3 separate regions of the Homo sapiens genome follow, and regions 1 and 2 are each linked to region 3. A link is a contact called in ENCODE Hi-C or POLR2A ChIA-PET data. All regions are on one chromosome and are shown on one strand. Each heading gives the region's core, a stretch centred on a gene start or an enhancer-like site at or near the end of the contact. The rest is flanking DNA. Distances are from core to core; before and after follow the strand shown. Region 1 has its middle 24 kb from the start of LINC01997. Region 2 overlaps LOC107986051 (a long non-coding RNA gene). Region 3 overlaps MECOM (MDS1 and EVI1 complex locus).

Region 1 (2,700 bases), core at 192-2,691, 59 kb after region 3:
ATGCCACTTCACTCCAGCCTGGGTGAAAGAGCAAAACTCTGTCCCAAAAAGATGTGTGTTCTACTCCTTCTTTATTCTTATTGCAATGACATGCATGATGGGAGCAAAGTATGTCAAATATCTTGGGTTGGCCAAGGCCTTTTATTTTTCCTAGTGGTATATTGTTTACTTGTTGGTGTAGTTTGAAGTTAACTATATTCAAATTTGACAATAAAAATATTTTCTTTTTAAGTGATCAGTTTTCATTTTGATGATGTTATGTAAAGTGCTAAACATTTTATCATGTCTTGAAACTGAAATTTGTCTCAACTTTTTTTTTTTTCTATTTTTTTTTTTATTATACTTTAAGTTTTAGGGTACATGTGCACATTGTGCAGGTTAGTTACATATGTATACATGTGACATGCTGGTGCGCTGCACCCACTAACTCGTCATCTAGCATTAGGTATATCTCCCAATGCTATCCCTCCCCGCTCCCCCCACCCCACCACAGTCCCCAGAGTGTGATATTCCCCTTCCTGTGTCCATGTGATCTCATTGTTCAGTTCCCACCTATGAGTGAGAATATGCGGTGTTTGGTTTTTTGTTCTTGCGATAGTTTACTGAGAATGATGATTTCCAATTTCATCCATGTCCCTACAAAGGACACGAACTCATCATTTTTTATGGCTGCAACTTTTTTACAGTGTACAGAAGCATGTAAAGGTGCTTTGTTCTATACCTAGAAGAGAAAATGGAAAATTGAGACAATCACAAATTTAAGTATAAAAATAACTTGGTTATTTCATTCAAAAACATTTTTTAGCTGAATGATCTGAATATTTGTCTAATTGCCCTCATTTATTTCTGTCCAAGGAGATACAGTGTCTGAAACAGAAACTAAATAAGAAGTTTCTGATTCTTTGATTAAAGAATAGGTGAAAATGTTTTGACGTCTGTGCTATAATGGATAGAACCTATCCTAGTCAAAAAATCCTTTATCTTGATTGTCAATAGCTAGAATTTAGGGATAGAAGCCAACCAATGGATAGGTTGTTTCAGAAAGGAGTGTTTTCTTGCTGAACTCTTGCTTTCCTTTGTCTTTTTTAAGTTGAAAGTCACCAGGCACTCTTTGATAGCTTGTTCCAGTATTCGCTAGTATTCTTTCCCTTTCACTGTTTCAACTGTGCTAGTCAAATGAGTTTCCATAGCCCTGTCCTCAAAAGTTGTATAGGGCATGATGGCTTGTTTTGTTTGGCAAAATTCTCTAGAACGTGATTCATTGTCTGCAGGTGATTCATGGTTAGGAAATTAATTCTGAACTCTGCCAGTGATTGCGGTTGATTAAAGTCCAGAAGTCCCTGCCGTCTGTTCACTAGCACTCTTTGTCAACTGAAATATTTCTATAATAAAAAGAGCCGAAAGTAGATGTGCTTGATGCATGGAATTAACATGTGTGTTTGCATCTTTTGAAACAGCTACTCAAGCCTACGCAATTTTAACACTTGGCATGAAAATCATTTGAAAAGTGTCTGACTGAATGAATCACATTTTACAAATAAATATCTGTCAAATGGTGCAATTACTTCAGATCCAGTCATTAAGCAATAAAATAAAGAAGTAAATAGGATACATCTGCTGCAAAGTGCTATAGATATGTGAGTTTCCTTCTCAAGTTACTTGTCTTTAATATTTTAGCCTAATTGGTAGAATGATTCACTAGAAACATCTACCACTCAATCTAATTATGGCACCAAAAAAAAGGGAGGGGGGAGGGAAATAAGGCTTTCTAGGCTAGTCCACAGGAAAAGAAAAAAAAATTCACTTACATGAGTAAAGAAATCAAAGAACAGAGATGAGCATAAAGCATTTCTTTTATGTGTCATTATGAGATGAAGGACCACAAATTTGAAAAATAATACCAGCAACTCAAGGTGTTAAGTACTTTCTTTCTATATTAAAACATTTTGTTGTGTCCATGCAAAAATCAAAGCAAATTTAAGAAGATTGTGATTTTTGTAAACAAATGGAATTCTCTGTGTGTGTGTGTTTTCTTTAATGAGGAAAGTAAGTAAATGAACAGGGATTATATTAGCGTTATAATTCTCTACCACTTTAAGTTTATCAGTGATACACAATTTATATTCAACAGCAGGCCAGGCAACGCATAAGGAAAATATGGCTTTTTGACACATAAATGACAACATCAAATATTAGGTCTTCTATCTCCAGTTGGCCTCCTTTCTATATAAATAATTATGAGAAGGACATAAGAAATAGGAAACCTGTGAATAGTTTAGTGAAATATTTAAAATAAGTTTTTGCCTGGATTTTATTATAAAAGTAGTACATTTTGTTGTTAAAACTTTAGAAAAAATAAACAGAAGAAATGAAAAATTACACATAATCTTACCACTCAGAAAATTTATATCGCTTCCTATGTATCTCGTGGTTTTTCTGCATTTTTTTCTCTGAATACTCTTAAGCCTTGACCTAAAGATGCCTCCTATTTCTGTTCTCTTTTGTCCATCTCACATTACTATGAGAAGAACATGCTCAATCCAGCTTATTATCCCAGGGAGGAGGAGAGACACGTGGAGCATGTGGAGCAGAGCTGCTCCAGCCAATCCGTAGGCCTACAGTGATGCATGAGTAACAATAAATGCATGAATGGAAATAAGTAATAGTTGTTTGGGGGTGATTTGTTATGCAGCAATAGCC
Region 2 (2,835 bases), core at 227-2,726, 41 kb after region 3:
TCATTATACTCTAATCAGCATCCAAACTCCTTTCTGTGACATCAAAAGCTTAACGTGAGCTGGGCTGTATCATTTCCCTGACCTCAATTCTTACCACTCTTCCTCTTTCACACTATGTTCCATGCACAATGGCCTCGTCCTGTCTTGAAACCCTCAGGCTGGTCATTCTCTCTTCCTGAAAGACTTTTTTCCTGCCTCATTACACTACTAACTTCTCATTCATCCTTGGAGTTCCAGCTGGTCCATCATGTCACCTCCTCAGTGAACTCTTCCTGGTCACCTAATCTAAAGAAACCTCTGAGGGATTATCTATCATCCTACCTTATTTTATTTCCTTTAGGGCACTTATTAGTCTCTAATATTATCTAGTTGCTTTATTGTCTCACGTGTACATTTTTTGTCTTTCTGTACAAGAATGTGTGCTCCCTGAGGAAAATATCTTATTCATCGTGGGCCATTGCCTGGCCTGGCATAGTTACCCAATGGGTGAAGCAAAGAGCAAATCATTGAATTTATCTAAACTCTCTAGTCAGAATGAAGCTCAGGAAGGGTTCCAGAGTCTCCGTCTACTACAACCAACTCAGGGTCCATGAATTTTCCTTCACTTGCTGCCACAGTTGCTTTGATTCTTATGAGAGCCTTACATTCATTTAGTTTCTATTAGTACCTAGAAAGAGAACCGAACACATTCTAGATGCTTGGTCAATGTTAATAGAATTGGAATCTTAATATTTTATTTTCAGCAAGTTGAGCAACCTTAGGCTTGCCATATACTTTATTAACTCTACTAAAAAAGCCAAGCTTGTAAACATAAAAAGAAAATATAGTGATAACACTCCCCCCAATTTTTATGTCAGCAACACACTTTTCTATAATTGCTGAAATATGAAGGCTAAGCCAGCTGAAAGTTAAAAATAATACTTGGAGTTTTTAAAGGAACATATTTCAAAGAGTTTTTACATACCACTGCACTGTATCTGTTCACATAGAATTTAAGGAAGTGTTCTTACATTCCCTTTTCCAGACAGAATCAGTGTCAGGTGACTCATCCAAAGTAAAGGAAGCACCCTGTGTTTCTTGTCCCCCGCCTCACTCGCAACCCTTCCCTCCTCATCTCCTGCATCTTTACCTTCCTGTCTATTTACTGTTTGAATGTCTTTGCTCTTTTTGGTTCCCTTTAGATTTTCTTAAAATGGAATTGATGGTCTTGTTTTTCAACATGTTGTTTAAAAGCACACACAAACAAAAGACACAGGAGTGAAAAGAGGGTGATGTTTGGGGAATAGAAAAGAAAGGGAATAGGGAGAGATTGTGGTAAAAATCAGGAGATCCTCAGAAATTCAAGGAACCTTTTTACCAAAGAGGGCAAAGGCCAGTGCTAGATGAATAACTCCTTTTCAATGTTAGCCAGAAGGAAGATTGTGAATGACTAGTACATTTACTCATCATTATGGCAGTGCTCCCTCTATTGTATAACCAGAACCTCCATGTCCTATTTCTAAGCCATCCTGTGAAACACACAGTTGAGGTCATTTAAATGCTTTAGCTATCAAGTACAATTTCATGGGCTGCTAAAGACTGTATTTTCAGATGTGATGGATAAAACATAGTCATTTACTTCCTTTTGTGCTCTCATGTCTCCATAACATCATTTTTTATTTTTCTGTGAAGGATAAAACACACTCTTAAGGGTGATAGGGTTGTGGCCAACTAATAAGAGTAGCAAGGATGCCTGTCCTGATTCCACAAATGAAGAAGCATTAAGTACAAGACATGGGCAAACACCTAAGGAGATTCAGGCCATTGGTGGTGGGAAGGGCTCTGAGTTGGCTCACTGGACTGTATTGCCTGCACCCACTGCCAAAGCCTAACTCTTAATTCCCACAAGTAGAAGCAAGGATAAAATTACAAAACACTGAAATGTGGTTCCCCAAAGATATCTTGTAGACATTTTGTTTTTCCCCATATGGAAGGGTTAAGTGATAGGAGGAAAATGGCCTCAAATATTTGAGAAAATGCTATATAGAGACAAGTATGAATAATTAGGGAAAGAGCTTCTTCTTTTTTTTTTTTAATGAAAAGCTGTGGGGGTTCTATGTATTGGTGCATGGAATACCTTCCCAGTTCCAGCTACATCATTTGTGGGCAAAGTACAGAGCCTCAGTTTGACATCTTAAGATGGAGATGACATCTGTTTATCTTGTGCTTTTATTTTGAGATCTAATCTATTACTAGGTTTGTAAAAAATATTTAGTAGTTGATAATTTTAGAAATTATAGAAGCAATTTAAACATGGTTAAAAATAAATACTTGCTAGTAGTTTATACTAAGAAACATAGTATTCTTTTCCAAATCTGTAGTAACTGGAACTTTCTTCTGTAATTAATTTTATTATTATATCCTCAGCTATACAGAACACATATTAAGTAAAGGCCGTTCTGAAATATTCATATTAATTAAAGATTAAATATGGGCCTATGTAAGAATATGGCCATTTAGAACATTTAGAAAAAGTGAAATAGGTTGAAGGTCAGGTCACTGGCCTGTTCACGGGTAAAAGGGGTGAGGGGGACTTTTATTTTTTCCTAAAAATAAAAGCTGTTTACATTATAAATTATGAAATCCATTTCAGTTGATTTAAAAATATCCTAGTTATATTAGCTGCATGTAGACAAAATCTCAATATACCCTGGTAGCTTGTTATATATTTTTCTTTCATATTATTATGAAAACGTAGATGTCATAAATTATATTTTATTAAGCCATGTTTTCATTGCAACTCACTACATAAGGATTAAATTTTAAACACCTCACAAATTCACCAAACTAACTCTT
Region 3 (2,872 bases), core at 96-2,595:
CACCTGGCCATGGTTTTTTCTTTTTAAATTTCTTTTAATTAGTCCACCAAAAATGCTTCTTATTTATTGTAAGATATAATACCTAAACACTCCAGAAACTGCCAGAAGTGACAGAAAGCAAAAGGGCCTGAAAACCTACAGATAAGGGATATAATTATAATACATTTTAGTACCAGCATTTTGACATAAAGTCCCAACCCAGCTGGACTGTTACTGTTATAAGAAACACTAGCATTTTGCAATCCTAAGTCATATTTTTCTTGTTACTTGATCATGTTATATAGATTAGTTTGAAAATGGTCAGGCCCTTTTGCAAATTCACTTTATTTCATAATATCATTCATTCGTTCATTTATTAACTACCAGCTATATGCTGGGCACTGATCCTTATATATGAAAATGTTTATTTCCTTTGATTACCAAAAGGCAGATATGCTGTTTTGCCATTTTCTAGAATCTAAAGGCTCAGATGCTTTAGTCAAAGCATTCATATATTTATTCTGTAATTTTTATAGTCTGTAATTTTTATAGTGATTGAATTGAAAATAGTTGACCAGTACAATAGTAGCTGCATTTTGCATGTGCTCTCCCTCAAGAAACTCTATCCGGTAAAAATTAATTTCATGGTAATAGGTACTATTTATGTATTACCTCAGTCAGGCACACTGAGCTAAACACTTTATGTAAGTTAGTGCATGTGATTCCTCCACAACTCTTGGAGGCCAATACTGTTATTACTATCATCTGTTTTATAGGAGGAAAGTAAAGCTTAAAAGGTTAAGCAACTTGCTCAAGATCACACAGCTAGGTGAGTAGAGGCAGGTTTAAAGGCAGGATTAAAATTTAAATTCCAAAATTTTCTTTGTACTCCTTTTTATCTTCCCAAATATCAGAATTTGTTTTAACTCTTTCAGAGTACTCTTTATCTTGTTCTCTAAAAGTAGGTACATAATCAGAATAGATAATTTAGGTTGAATGCTCACTTAACCCATACTTTAAACTCTGCCAAAGATAAGTACTCTATATTATTTATTCTTAATTTCTTAGGATCTATCACAGAGCCTGGCATAGAGTAGATGCTTAAGAAATATTTGTTAAATGGATCATGAGATATTGTAGAAGTCCAAAAGGCAAATTGCATACATAAAAGTCAAATGTGTACATTTAGAGCGATGACCCAGCAAATCAAAAATCAGCCTACAAGGGTAAATTTTCTAACTAAATGCAATGATTACGGAAGAAACCACAGACTGGCCACATGTCTCAGCATGACTCCCAGAGATGAAATTCTGCCTAACAACAGAGGCATTTTGTCTTTGTTTACAGACAGTGGAATGTCTTTGGCAGGACTTTAATGATTCCACTTCAGCAGCATTTTGACAAGCAAGTTTAGCAATGGATGAGACCAACAATAGCAAATCAACAGTGAAAAGTTCACTTACAAGTCAAGACCAAACATTTCATTTGAATATTTTGCTTGGCAGTAAATAGGGGACTCTCTGAACAGTTATTTAAAATTTGACATGATAATAGGGAAGAAAGAGTACTTCCTCACAGAGCACCTCCATGCACCTTCTGCTCAGCAGACACTGGAAAACAAGTTGATTAGAACACTGTTGGGTCTTGTGTTTGGTTTTATTTTTTTGGTAGAGCTGATTTGATCCACCTCAACTTATGGGTGCCAGGACTGAGTATGTCAAGCATGGAGGGAAATTGGAGAAAAGACAATGGATTAAAAGTTGGGCAGAAATACATTTTAGTTATGCTTCTCCCACTATCTATCTAATTGAGTGACTTTGGGCAAGTCACTCAAGCACCTTCAGTGCTTTCGGTTATAAAGTGTAGGAGTCAGGCTGTATCCTCTACTAGGCCACAGCTCTGTCAAGGTAGGTCTATATCTTATTAATATTTGAGGTTTCAGTCATAAGCACACAATAATATTTTTGGTGAATTGAACATATGTAGTGGATGGATGACTGTATTTATAGTTGAACAGGAGACTGACTCATTTTTCTCAATGGAAGCACTATTTGCATTTTAGGTAGGATAGTTCTTTTTGGTTCTGTAGCGTGTGTCACTTTTGGGGCCCCTAGGCACTAAAGGCCAGCAGTAATCCCATGTGGTTTCTACAAAAAATATGCCTTCTTTGCCAAACACACCCATGAAGGATGCCCCTACTCAGGGTCCCATCCCTTTCCATTTACCAACAATATTCTTTGAACTAAAAGTGATGTTTTTCAAATGCCATTTACTGAGTCTCTCTCCTTTTTACCCCAGGCATATGCTATGATGCTGTCACTGTCTGACAAGGAGTCCCTCCATTCTACATCCCACAGTTCTTCCAACGTGTGGCACAGTATGGCCAGGGCTGCGGCGGAATCCAGTGCTATCCAGTCCATAAGCCACGTATGACGTTATCAAGGTTGACCAGAGTGGGACCAAGTCCAACAGTAGCATGGCTCTTTCATATAGGACTATTTACAAGACTGCTGAGCAGAATGCCTTATAAACCTGCAGGGTCACTCATCTAAAGTCTAGTGACCTTAAACTGAATGATTTAAAAAAGAAAAGAAAGAAAAAAGAAACTATTTATTCTCGATATTTTGTTTTGCACAGCAAAGGCAGCTGCTGACTTCTGGAAGATCAATCAATGCGACTTAAAGTGATTCAGTGAAAACAAAAAACTTGGTGGGCTGAAGGCATCTTCCAGTTTACCCCACCTTAGGGTATGGGTGGGTGAGAAGGGCAGTTGAGATGGCAGCATTGATATGAATGAACACTCCATAGAAACTGAATTCTCTTTTGTACAAGATCACCTGACATGATTGGGAACAGTTGCTTTTAATTACAGATTTAATTTTTTTCTTCGTTA

What was found. A loop is a pair of places that touch in the nucleus more often than their neighbours do. ChIA-PET counts read pairs that join two places held with the same protein, here RNA polymerase II (POLR2A). Pooled maps may share reads with other maps.
Region 1: a pooled map shows a loop between it and region 3 (2.3-fold over the local background). The contact joins two enhancer-like sites. A Hi-C loop is called at or near these places in 1 of 50 pooled maps.
Region 2: a map of MCF 10A shows a loop between it and region 3 (2.6-fold over the local background). The contact joins two enhancer-like sites. A Hi-C loop is called at or near these places in 1 of 168 maps with a recorded cell type or tissue (MCF 10A) and 1 of 50 pooled maps. POLR2A ChIA-PET finds 5 or more read pairs at or near these places in 1 of 52 experiments (MCF 10A).

What each region holds. Positions count from the first base shown.
Region 1 is chr3:169,025,617-169,028,316 of GRCh38, reverse strand. No RefSeq gene overlaps it. Among named protein-coding and RNA genes, the nearest start is that of LINC01997, 24 kb to the right of the region's middle. Within about 2 kb of position 1,441, at least 3 of the 41 ENCODE cell types and tissues checked have a DNase peak (open chromatin) inside an H3K27ac peak, as active enhancers do.
Region 2 is chr3:169,043,137-169,045,971 of GRCh38, reverse strand. All of the region lies in intron 1 of LOC107986051 (a long non-coding RNA gene), which reads left to right. Among named protein-coding and RNA genes, the nearest start is that of LINC01997, 42 kb to the right of the region's middle. Within about 2 kb of position 1,476, at least 4 of the 41 ENCODE cell types and tissues checked have a DNase peak (open chromatin) inside an H3K27ac peak, as active enhancers do.
Region 3 is chr3:169,084,449-169,087,320 of GRCh38, reverse strand. MECOM (MDS1 and EVI1 complex locus) reads left to right here. Exons shown (of 17, transcript NM_004991.4): 17 at 2,278-2,872. The coding sequence ends at 2,412. Among named protein-coding and RNA genes, the nearest start is that of LINC01997, 83 kb to the right of the region's middle. Within about 2 kb of position 1,345, at least 2 of the 41 ENCODE cell types and tissues checked have a DNase peak (open chromatin) inside an H3K27ac peak, as active enhancers do.